Regions from separate parts of the Homo sapiens genome. Here all the other regions are linked to region 1. A link is a contact called in ENCODE Hi-C or POLR2A ChIA-PET data. All regions are on one chromosome and are shown on one strand. The core of a region is the stretch at or near the end of the contact, and the rest is flanking DNA. Distances in the headings are between cores, read along the strand shown. Region 1 overlaps LOC643339 (a long non-coding RNA gene). Region 2 overlaps LOC643339 (a long non-coding RNA gene). Region 3 overlaps LOC643339 (a long non-coding RNA gene).

Region 1 (3,640 bases), core at 1,025-3,524:
TGATGAAGAACCAGTCAGTAAAGCACAACAGAGTTGGAGTGAAAAGAAGGCACAGAAGGCTATGTCCAAACTGGGTCTTTGACAGGTTATAGGGGTTACTAGAGTCACTATCTGGAAATCTAAGAATATCCTCTTTGTCATCGCGAAACCAGATGTCTACAAGAGCCCTGCTTCGGATACCTATATCGTTTTGGCAGAAGCCAAGATTGAAGATTTATCTCAGCAAGCACAAGTAGCAACTGCTGCGAAATTCAAAGTTCAGGGTGAAGCTGTCTTAAATGTTCAAGAAAACACACAGACTCCAACTGTACAAAAGGAGAGTGAAGAGGATGAGGTTGATGAAACAGGTGTAGAAGTTAAGGACATAGAATTGGTCATGTCACAAGGGAATGTGTCCAGAGCAAAGGCAGTTGGAGCCTGGAAGAACAAAGTAATAATATTGTAAATGCTATTATGGAATTAACAGTGTAACCATCTGAAAGCAACTTTTATTGGTGTCTCAAATGAGTGACTGCAGCTTGGTTTGAAATTTGTACTGCTTCTATCATAAATAAAGTTATGGCTTCTTGTTGGATGAAAAAAAGAAAAGAGTGCATTGTTATTTTTGATATTTTGGTTCAGTCTGTATACCATGTGTCATTTTGCCTTTGCCTCTTATGTGTAATAAACCATTCTACTTTTTTTTTTATTTATTTTTTTTTGAGATGGAGTCTTGCTCTGTTGCCCAGGCTGGAGTGCAGTGGTGTGATCTTGGCTCACTGCAACCTCCACCTCCCAGCTTCAAGCAATTCTGCCTCAGCCTCCCGAGTAGCTGGGATTACAGGTGTGTACCACCATGCCTGGCTAATTTTTTTGTATTTTTGGTGGAGACAGGGTTTCACCATGTTAGCCTGGCTGGTCTCGAATTCCTGACCTCAAGTGATCCGCCCGCCTCGGCCTCCCAAAGTGCTGGGATTACAGGCATGAGCCACTGCACCCAGCCCTAATTTTTGTATTTTTAATAGAGGTGGGGTTTCACCATGTTGGCCAGGCTGGTCTCAAACTCCTGACCTCAAATAAGGCCGCCCGCCTCGGCCTCCCAAAGTGCCTGGATTGCAGGCATGAACCACCATGCCCGGCCTTTATTTTCACTTACTATATTTTTCTAAGGACTCTGAGAAAAGTGGATAGTGTTCCCTACATTCATTGAAATGGTAGCTCTTAACATGAACTTCTACATGGTGTTATTACCTGACTACTTTGCAAATTGCATTTAGGTATTTTGAGTAATTGCTTCAGATAATTAATAATAATAATACTTATTAAGCAGAATAGTTCCTATCTCTGCACAGAGATTTGTTCTGAAAACTCAAGTCCCGTGAAACGGTACTCTGAAACCCCAGAATCATATTTCAAAACAGTTTTGACAACTGTCTTATATGTTGTAAAGATTAGCTAAGGAGAGTCATGTGCACAGGAAAAGCTAATTTGCAAAGCACATCAATAATTCAGGAATGATGTAAAACCTAACTCCTTTAGCCTTGTTAGCAAGTCGACTGCTTTGAGTGTCCACTGTGAGGCATTCTGGGAAACGAAAGGGGTCACAGAATTGGCCTCCTTGCAAATGAGCTCAAGCTAACTGGACTAGCAGGTCTAGGAAAGAGAAGTTACCTGGGCTAGGAACTGTATGAATACCGGCCCTCCCTTTCTACAGTGGAATCTTTTGAAGGTTAAGCAACAGTAAATAATCAACTAAGAATTTCTCAGAGTTGCTGCATTTACCTTCCTCTGCTTTTTTTTTTTTCTTTGCCCATGAAGATGAAGCAACTTTGGAATGAGAGCAATATTTCCTTTTAGGACTCCCTGCTTCAGACACGCAGAGAACAAGCTCAGGCCTGGCCTGGCTGGCAGAGACTGCCTGCGGGAGAGAGCTGGGCTTCAGGTATGGGTGAGGGATGGTGAGTTAGAATTTAACAGAAGGGGAGGAGAAGAAAACTCATTTGATTTTGTAAGTTTCCACACAGGCCTTTCAGCAACATCTATCAGCAAAAGAGAGGCAACAGAATCTTGCACCTTGAAAGTCACTGGGGGCAAAGAGGGTCCAGGAGTCAGCTCCTGGAATATCAGCTATAGTACAAAAAGGAAATAAGTAATGCAAAGGAAAAAGCAATACACATATGTAGAGAGACTGATCTAGAAGATCTGGCCTTGGTATCTGGGGATTGGTAATGATGTCATGGTGGTTAGCTCAGACGAGATGATGGATGATGAGTCCACTTGTATGCATCTGTATTACAAACGCAAATAAAACTTGGAATGATGTGAGTTGGCAGAAAAAACAAAGTCAATCTGTTCATTAGTGTTCTCTCCACAATGTGAAGGGGGAAAAGAGCTATTTTTTTGTGTCCAGGGAATATTGAGTTATATATAATATTCATTCAGCAAACATTTATTGAGTAATGACTGTTTGCCAGGCACTATGCTAGATGCTGAGAATGCAAGAATTGTACAAAGCCCCTCCATTGCCCACTCTCGATAAGAGGACAGCCAGAGCCAGTCACCTTTTTTGTACTATGTTTCTCTTAAGGTAAGGACAATCACGGCTCAGAACAAAAGTGCTTATCACATGTTGGTAGGCAAGTTTGCAATAATTCTTTTTCTTTGTAATGGTTTTATTACAAGCCCTGTAGTAAAACTTGGAAGATCTTTTTATGTTAGAAATCTCTCCTCTGCTACTGAATACTAAAGACTTTAGTCAAGTCTTTTAATTTCTCTGGGACTAAGTTTAAACATTTATAAAATCAGGTAATGGAAAGTAAAACTAGACTGATTTAATGAATCCTGGCTTAGGACAAGCAATAAGAGGAGGTTGAGGGCAGACAGCCACTTACTAGACACTTACAAACAGTAGGACTTCAGACTCCTTAGCTCTCAAAGTCTCTTAAAGTCTTGGTTTCTTCATTTGAGAAATGGGGATAATGCAATTCTTGTTGGGAGGGTGAAATAGATTAAGATAATGAACTTGGTTCAATCCAGGGCACAATAAGAATCCCCCTGTGAATGTCGCTGTTTTTATCCTACCCTGAAACTATTTGAATCTTTTCAAATCAATTCTTTGTTTGTATGAATGGATACTGCGTGTATATACGCCTCTCTTACATCACTGACCTCTCAGGAAGCAGTTAATTGGGAAATTGCAACATACTGGGGGCATAAACATGGAATGGGTTCACTTCTTGGTCCCTAAAATCAGCACTTTTTTTTTTTTTTGTGAGATGGAGTCTGGCTCTGTCGCTCAGGCTGGAGTGCACTGGCGTGATCTTGGTTCACTGCAACCTCCACCTCCCGGGTTCAAGCGATTCTCCTGCCTCAGCCTCCCGAGTAGTTGGGACTACAGGCACCCACTACCACGCCTGGCTAAATTTTGTATTTTTAGTAGAGATGGGGTTTCGCCATGTTGGTCAGGCTGATCTCAAACTCCTGACCTCAAGATATCCACCCTCCTTGGCCTCCCAGAGTGCTGGGATTACAGACGTGAGCCGCCGTGCCTGGCCCCTAATCAGCACTTTCAATGGTGCTATGTCTAATCCCTTTTTCTGTCCAACAACATCTAGGGCAGATTGTAGAAATTTGCCGTTTTAAAAAAGTAGGTCTGCATAGT
Region 2 (4,010 bases), core at 995-3,494, 34 kb before region 1:
ACAAAAGTACAAATACTGTATGAGTCCAGTTATGTGAAGTACCTAGAGTAGTCAAATTCATAGAAGCAGAAACTAGAATGATAATTGCCAGGGGCTGGGAGAAGTAGGTGATACAGTTTGGCTGTGTCCCTACCCAAATCTCATCTTGAATTGTAGCTCCCATAATCCCCACATATTGTGGAAGGGACCCAGTGGGAGGTAACTGAATCATGGGGGTGAGTTTTTCCCATGCTGTTCTTATGATAGTGAATAAGCTTCATGAGATCTGATGGTTTTATAAAGGGCAATTCCCCTACACACACTCTCTTGCCTGCCGCCATGTAAGACATGCCTTTGCTCCTCCTTCGCCTTCTGCCATGATTGTGAGGCCTCCTCAGCCATGTGTAACTGCGAATCCATTAAACCTCTTTTTCTTTATAAATTAGCCAGTCTCAGGTATTTCTTCATAGCAGTATGAAAATGAACTAATATAGTAGGGAATGGGGAGTTATTAATGAGGACAGAGTTTCAGTTTGTGGAGATGAAAAAGTTCTGGAGATGAACGATCATGCCGGTTGTACAACATTGTGAACATACTTAATGCCACTCAACTGTACACTAAAAAATTGGCTAAAAAGATGAATTTTACATTACATATACATTTTACTATATTAAAAGAAGAAAGCAACAAAAGCAAGCTGAAAGGCAACTTATAATATTATTAGAAATCTCTCAAAGAGGAGGCAGAGGGAGACTGCCTCCCAGGTAGACGCCATCCAGCTTCAGCCCCTGTGGGCTTCTCTGTCTCCTCTCAACTTGTGGATGGATGTGTTCTGTTTTTCCAGTGGTATCTTTGCTTCTTCCTGTAAGGCAAACTCAAATTGCCACTTCTCCACTTCTGCTCCCTACCCATCACCCCAGTGATGACAGTAAACCCTGGGGTGCTTTCTCTCCTGTATTAGTCTGTTCTTACACTGCTATAATAAATACCCAAGACTGGTATAAAGGAAAAGAGATTTAATGGACTTACAGTTTCACATGGCTGGGGAAGCTTCACAATCATGGTGAAGTTGAAGGAGGAGCAAATGCATGTCTTACATGGCAGCAGGCAAGAGAGCATGTGCAGGGGAACTGTCCTTTATAAAATCATCAGATCTCATGAAACTTATTCACTATCACAAGAACAGCATGGGAAAAAACTGCTCCCGTGATTTAATTACCTCCCCCTGGGTCCCTCCCAAGACAGGTGGGGATAATGGGAACTACAATTCAAGATGAGATTTGGATGGGGACACAGCCAAACCATATCACCTCCCCTTCCAACTAGACCCAGCACTCTGAGCCCCTTGCCTTTCAGAGTGTATTTCTACCTTCTCCATTGATTTCCCTCCCCTGCCCAGACTTTGAGTATCTGTTTTCAGAGTTGTAACCTCACCTCATGTTCTGATTGCTTCCTGGGCCTGGCAATTTGATTCTGGCTTCTTGACTCGATTGTGAGTTGTAAGCAGGATTCACCCAGTGACTCTGCTTTGTAGGAAGGGCCAAGCCCTTTGCTGACTGGAACTATGTGACTCCATTTTATGGTTTATCAAATGTGGACTTGCTTGTTATTATGAAATCACTTTAAAGCCTTTAGAGTGATTTATTTAAATGCATATATATATATATATGTATGTTTGTGTGTGTGTATATATATATATATATGTGTGTGTGTGTGTATATATCCATTTGCTTGTGGATGCATAGAAAATGCCAGAAACTGATAAAAGAGGTTTCTAGAGGGAGGGCAGTCTTTGGATCAGTGCTGGGGCTGAGTGAGAGCAGAAGAAAAATTCCCTGTGAACTTCCCAACTTTTCTTCACCTTGAATTGTTTATAATAAGCATATGTCATTTTTATAATAAAAGTATATATTCACAGTGAAACACTGTGTTCTAACTGGTATAATAAGCTCTTAGTATTTGATCCTGAGAGTCCCTCTTTCAGAGGCACCATCAGTCACATACGCTGCTAGGGCTAATGTCAGCTTCCAGGGGAAATCATCGTTGGGATGTGCAATTTCAGATCTAGCTGGAGAGAGGCAAGGGCGTGGCTGCAAACCCCTTTTCTGATCTGAACAGGATATTTGTAAGGTAGTCACCGTGTGGCTGTGGAGATGAGTGATGGGGCTGCCATTCTGGTCCCGCCACTGCTTCTTCCTCTAAAAGCAATTTAGAGGAGAGCCAAGAGGAACAGAGCCTACCCCTTTAATTAGCCTGCGGAGCCAGGCAAGGTAAATATTTGTGACTGAAACAGCGTGGATCCATGGAAGCTGGGATTTTAGCCTAGAAGCCTTGTGCTGCCAAGTTGCCATGAGACCAGAAAGCTGAAGCTATGTTTTGCCTCAGAAAGTGCTTCTGAGTTGAAGAGAAGTGGGAAGGAAATCAGCAGTAGAATTAAGGTCTGTGTGTTAGATGAGGATAATAAGGGTTTGTCTATACCTTAGGTTAAAGGCACACATTTTACCCGTTTTTATTTTGTCTTTATATTGATTTCTTATATTAAAAAAAATTCAGGCTGGGCGTGGTGTCTCATGCATATAATCCTAGTAGTTTGGGAGGCTGAGGTGGGAGGGTCGCTTGAGCCCAGGAGTTTGAGAGCAGCCTAGGCAACAAAACAAGACCCTGTCTCTATAAAAAATTAGCCAGGCATCGTAATGTGCACCTGTAGTCCCAGCTGCTTGGGAAGCTGAAGTGGGAGGATTGCTTGAGCCCAGGAGTTGGAGGCTGCGGGGAACTATGATGGTGCCCCTGCACTGCAGCCTGGGTGACAGAGCAAGACCCTGTCTCTAAAATAAAAATAAGAATTTTAAAAATGACTAAGTCGGGTGGGAGCAAATCACCCTGGTTAAAAGAACAGCCTCTGTAAAGAAAACCTTCAATTTCACCTGCTCTGAATTTGAAAACCTAAATCCAGTAAAGTGACAGGAACATCACATATGTAATACTTTTTAAGCTACCACGGTGACAGTAACATAGCCCAGGGAACTTTAAAAAACAACAGTTTTTTATACTTGAGTAAAACTTGGTTTTATTAAATATTTTTAGTTGAATTTTCCTGCAAAGAAGGTTGCAGGGAAAAAAATTGAGTCATTTGTACCGTCACTGCCCCGTGGGGCAATAGCAAATGATATTCTCTCAGCATCCCACACAAATAGCACATTAGGCAATCTTTAGTGCTCTATATTATTTCCCTGAATAACAGCCATAAAAGAAGCTAAAAGGAATGCAAATATAGGTCAATGATAAGAACTCTTTTGTAATATGCAGTCTCAGGGGTGTGGGTAATGATAGTGAAGATAAAAAGTCCACAATGCATCCTGCTGCAGAATGGCTATCACTTGCACGTGAAATTTAAGCTGTTATTTACTACCTGTTCATTTAGCTCACCGCCCCCATTTTTTTTTACCCTGTATCTTTCTTCACTGTACTCCTTATAGCTTAATATTACATATTTATTTGTTTACTTGTTTTTTCTGCTACCTCATTAAAATGTAGCAGGGATCCCGCCCGCTTTCTTCACTGGAGTAGCCTATGTCCAGCACTGTTGCAGGCACAAAGTGGGTGTCAAATCGCAAACACCCGCTGCAAGGTGGGCGGGGATTTTGGAGATGAACTAAAGGGATGTGGAGGGACTGAGTCACGAAGGCAATGAAGGGGACTTGACTGGAACCTGAGGCAGTGGGGAGGTCACAGAAGGATATTAAACTGAAGCTGGAGGACGGTGAGGGAAAAGATCAGACTTGGTGTTTTACATAAATAACTCTGGGTTTGTTGTGGAGGAAGGATTTGGGATGGCAAATAGCCTGGAGTTAGAGAGACCAGTGAGGAGGCTTTTGCAACATTCTAGGTAAGTGGAGATAAGAGCCCAAGCTCGAAAGTTGGTAATAATGAGATGATAACAATAATTATCAGTACAGCAAAGTCTGCTGTATAGACAGCTAGTCATTACAATCCATTGTCTAGCCTGCACTTCCCAGCCTCCTTTGCAGTT
Region 3 (3,890 bases), core at 237-2,736, 40 kb after region 1:
CACGCCTGTAATCCCAGCACTTTGGAAGGTGTAGGTGGGTGGATCACCTGAGGTCAGGAGTTCGAGACCAGCCTGGCCAAGATGATGAAACCCCATTTCTACTAAAAATACAAAAATTAGCCAGGTGTGGTTGTGTGCACCTGTAATCCCAGCTACTCTGGAGGTTGAGGCAGGAGAATCGCTTGAACCTGGGAGGCAGAGGTTGCAGTGAGCCAAGATCGCACCACTGCACTCCAGCCTGGGTGACAAGAGTGAAACTCCATCCCCTCCATGCCCACATTAAAAAAAAAAAATGGAGTTTAATAACTGGGAAGACCACATTAGATGATTTTACATTTGATTGCATATTGTTAGAACACATTTTTGAATATATTAATGCATTTAAAACATGAATAAATGATACTTTGCATGTGTTCCTTTTTCCCCACAGACCAATTTTTTTCAACTGCCCTACAGTAGCTTCCGCTTGCTGGTGCCTTTGGGCTGCCATGGCCCCAACCCTGGCTCTACCTGTGCATGATCTTATAGTTCTGTGGTTCTCCACTGGTTCAATCCCTCTGTTTCTATGATTCTGATTGGTTCAGCGTGGTCAGCTGCTTGTGTCCGCCCTAGTCAGCAGTTATCTGACTGATTGAGGTCCCGTAGCCTACATGGCTGCTTTCCATAGCTTTTCTTTTTTTTGTTTGTTTGTTTTTGAGACTGAGTCTCGCTCTGTCGCCCAGGCTGGAGTGCAGTGGCGCGATCTCGGCTCACTGCAAGCTCCGCCTCCCGGGTTCACGCCATTCTCCTGCCTCAGCCTCCCCAGATGCTGGGACTATAGGCGCCCGCCACTACGTCCAGCTAATTTTTTTTATATTTTTAGTAGAGACGGGGTTTCACCGTGTTAGCCAGGATGGTCTCGATCTCCTGACCTCGTGATGCGCCCGCCTCGGCCTCCCAAAGTGCTGGGATTACAGGCGTGAGCCACCGCGCCCGGCCTGCTTTCCATAGCTTTTCTAAGCGGGTAGATATCAGTCAGGTCCCAGAAGTTAATAATACACTGCAATTGGGAAAACTGGAGAAGATTTTAATAAGAAGTGATTTATAAAGATCTGGGCATAAGAAAACCACAAGAAACCACAAGGGATAGTAGTACAGTATCCTTGGGGATTAACTGCAGGGGACCATTATTACCCCTGGGCCAAAAGAGGCAGTTACCAGAACCTGGGGAGAGAGCCAAGTGGAGGGGCCTGCTGGACAGGACCTGCAACCTTTAATAAAGGTGTTACCAGCAGTGAATCCGACAGGCCTGCAGTAAACTTGATCCTTCCCTCCTCGAAGGAAAGAATTCACCCAAAGGGCATAAGGCAGTGAGAAACAAGTTTTAGAGCAGAATTAAAAGTTTATTAAAAAGTTTTAGAGCAGGAAGGAAAGAAAGGAAGCAAAGTACACTTGGAAGAGGGCCGAGCGGGCAACTTGAGAGATCCAAGTGCCCTATTTGATCCTTGACTTGGGGTTTTCTCCATTGGCGTGGTTCCTGGGTTTCTGTTTCTCCTCCCTTGATTCTTCCCTTGGGGTGGGCTATCCTCACGCACAGTGGCCTGCCAGCGCTTGGGAAGGATCACTGCACAGTGTGTTTACGGAAGTTGTGCGCATGTTCACTTGAGGCATTTTTCCCTTACAAGTTGAGCGTTCCTGGAGGAAGGTCATATACCAGTTAAACTCCACCATTTTGCATCTTAATTAATGCACATGCTTGAGCCTGCTCATCCAGCTCCTGAGATCTTATCTGGAAGTTGCTAATCACCAGCTTCAGGTGTTTTCTGTCTATTGTTAGAGTAGCTTTCCCTGGTGCCAGCTGACCCCAATTATTATTTTAGAGAGACAGTTTAACAACAGCCCTACCATCACCTGATGGTTGCCTGACATTTCTGGGCTAAGAGGCCCCTCTCCTTCGCTGCTTATGTCTGCCTAACTACCTACTCTAACAAAGGGACACAGCCAAGCCGGGGCTGGGGTCTGGGGTGGTGGTGGCAGGGAGGAGAATTTGGAGGAGCAAATACAAAGTATCTCAAAGCACAGGAAGTGTGGATAAGAAGGGAATGATTGGCATCTCAACCGCAGGGGTGAGTCCACAAAGCTTTCTGGAGGAAAGCTTTTCTTTTGTTTTTTTAACACTGCTGGAAATGACTTAGGAGGCCCTTATATGCCGGATACTGTTCTAAGTTTGTTATCTGCACTAATTCACTGAATACTAAAATAGCCCTCTGAGGAGGATAATATTGTCTTTTGTAGAGGTGGGGGGTGCTTTTCATTGAAGTCTAATATACATAAAGTGCACATATAAATGACAGTTCAATAATTTTCACAAAGGCAACACACTCAGGCAATCAGCCTGCAGATCAGGAAAGAAAACATGACCAGCCACCTAAGACTCCCTTTCCAGTCTCCACCACCCTCAGTGGTGTTGATATCCAACACCAACACTGAAACCGCCTTTGCAAAAATTATATCAGTAAGAAAAATTGTAACAGTGAGCTGGGCTACCCTCGCCCCACCCCCATCTTGCCTTTCCCTTAATTATTCCTGGGCTTTGGGGCTGAGCTGAGTTTGAGGGACATTTGGGTAAATTTAAATGATAATAGGCCTTCCCTCAAACTCAATTGCTTTTCTAAAGCTAAGGGGAGGCCTCCAGGCTAGGGGAAGGAGAAGAGCCTGAGTCTCTTGCTAAGGTATAGACATGAAGGATTGTTTAGTCATTATTCCAGAGGTTATAGGAGATGCAGCTTCCCCAGTGATTCCTGCAGATAACATCTCTGTTGTAGGTTGGCTTTTTGAGATATCTTTTCAGGTTTTTTTGCATGTCTGACACCCATGGCTTCACCTTGACCTGATGGCTCCACTTGGACCCTCAACCCCACTCCTGTGGCCCCACCCAGAAACAATTCAGTGCACAGGAGGACAGCGTTGACCCCCTATGATTTCATCTCTGCCCCAACCAATCAGCAGCAGGCCTAATCACCCCCATCACTTCCCCCGAACTGCCTTTGAAAAACTCTTAACCTAGGAGCTTTGGAAGAGAATTATTTCAGTACTAAATTGGTCCCCACGTGGCATGGCCGGCCTTGTGTCTATAAAACTCTTTCTTTAATATAATGCCATGGTTTTTCTTTGTGCGGTCACAGGAAGAACCCCTCAGGCAGTTACAACACTATCCTAAAATCCAACACCAATGAGGATTTTTGCCATTTTTTTGTACTTTATGTACTGAAGTCGCACAGCACTAATTCTTTTGTCTATGACTTCTTAGGTCAATTTTTTGTTTGTAGCAACAAACTTAATTTGAAAATTGTAAAATATATACAACACAAAATTTACCATTTTATCCATTTTGAAGTCTACAGTTCAGTGCCATTAAATGCATTCACAATGTCGTGTAGCCGTCACCAGTATCCACTGCCAGAACTTTCTCCACATCCCAAACAGAAACTCTATACTCATTAAACAATAACTCCATTCTCCCCCTCTTCCCCCCAGCCCCTGGTAACCACTATTCCGCTTTCTGTCTGTGGGAATTTGCCTATTCTAGGCACCTCATATAAGTGGAATCGTGCGGTATTGGCCCTTTTGTGTTTGGCTTATTTCATTAACATAATGCTTCCCACGTTCATGGTCATCCTCATTTCATAGGTGAGGAAACTGAGGCGCAGGAACATTAAGGAAGGAAGTGGTGAGCCAGGCAGTCTGGCTCCAGTGCCTGAGTACTTAAGAGCATCATTGTGCTGTTTATCAATGAGCCTTGTGTTCACAGAGTCAATGATGATAGTTTTTCAAAGCATGGGCTGGCTGGATGGCTCTAAGTGCTTCTCAGAGCCTACTAACCCAGAATAAAACAACTTGAAATCCACATT

The links. Hi-C counts contacts between places; a loop is a spot of excess contacts on that map. ChIA-PET counts read pairs that join two places held with the same protein, here RNA polymerase II (POLR2A). Pooled maps may share reads with other maps.
Region 2: a loop to region 1 is called in a map of Caco-2, with 3 times the contacts of the local background. The contact joins two enhancer-like sites. A Hi-C loop is called at or near these places in 6 of 168 maps with a recorded cell type or tissue (B cell, Caco-2, GM12878 and 3 more), 32 of 37 single-sample maps with no recorded cell type and 8 of 50 pooled maps. POLR2A ChIA-PET finds 5 or more read pairs at or near these places in 7 of 52 experiments (Caco-2, GM12878, H1 and 4 more).
Region 3: a map of Caco-2 shows a loop between it and region 1 (5-fold over the local background). The contact joins two enhancer-like sites. A Hi-C loop is called at or near these places in 10 of 168 maps with a recorded cell type or tissue (B cell, CD14-positive monocyte, Caco-2 and 7 more), 18 of 37 single-sample maps with no recorded cell type and 10 of 50 pooled maps. POLR2A ChIA-PET finds 5 or more read pairs at or near these places in 8 of 52 experiments (BJ, Caco-2, GM12878 and 5 more).

What each region holds. Positions count from the first base shown.
Region 1 is chr12:93,120,890-93,124,529 of GRCh38, reverse strand. The region is part of intron 3 of LOC643339 (a long non-coding RNA gene); the gene reads left to right. It also overlaps the pseudogene NACAP8. Among named protein-coding and RNA genes, the nearest start is that of LINC02412, 52 kb to the left of the region's middle. Within about 2 kb of position 2,274, at least 7 of the 41 ENCODE cell types and tissues checked have a DNase peak (open chromatin) inside an H3K27ac peak, as active enhancers do; they include PC-9 and breast epithelium, where a contact is called at or near this core.
Region 2 is chr12:93,154,537-93,158,546 of GRCh38, reverse strand. All of the region lies in intron 3 of LOC643339 (a long non-coding RNA gene), which reads left to right. Among named protein-coding and RNA genes, the nearest start is that of LINC02412, 18 kb to the left of the region's middle. Within about 2 kb of position 2,244, at least 5 of the 41 ENCODE cell types and tissues checked have a DNase peak (open chromatin) inside an H3K27ac peak, as active enhancers do; they include breast epithelium, where a contact is called at or near this core.
Region 3 is chr12:93,079,371-93,083,260 of GRCh38, reverse strand. The region is part of intron 3 of LOC643339 (a long non-coding RNA gene); the gene reads left to right. Among named protein-coding and RNA genes, the nearest start is that of LINC02413, 91 kb to the right of the region's middle. Within about 2 kb of position 1,486, at least 4 of the 41 ENCODE cell types and tissues checked have a DNase peak (open chromatin) inside an H3K27ac peak, as active enhancers do; they include PC-9, where a contact is called at or near this core.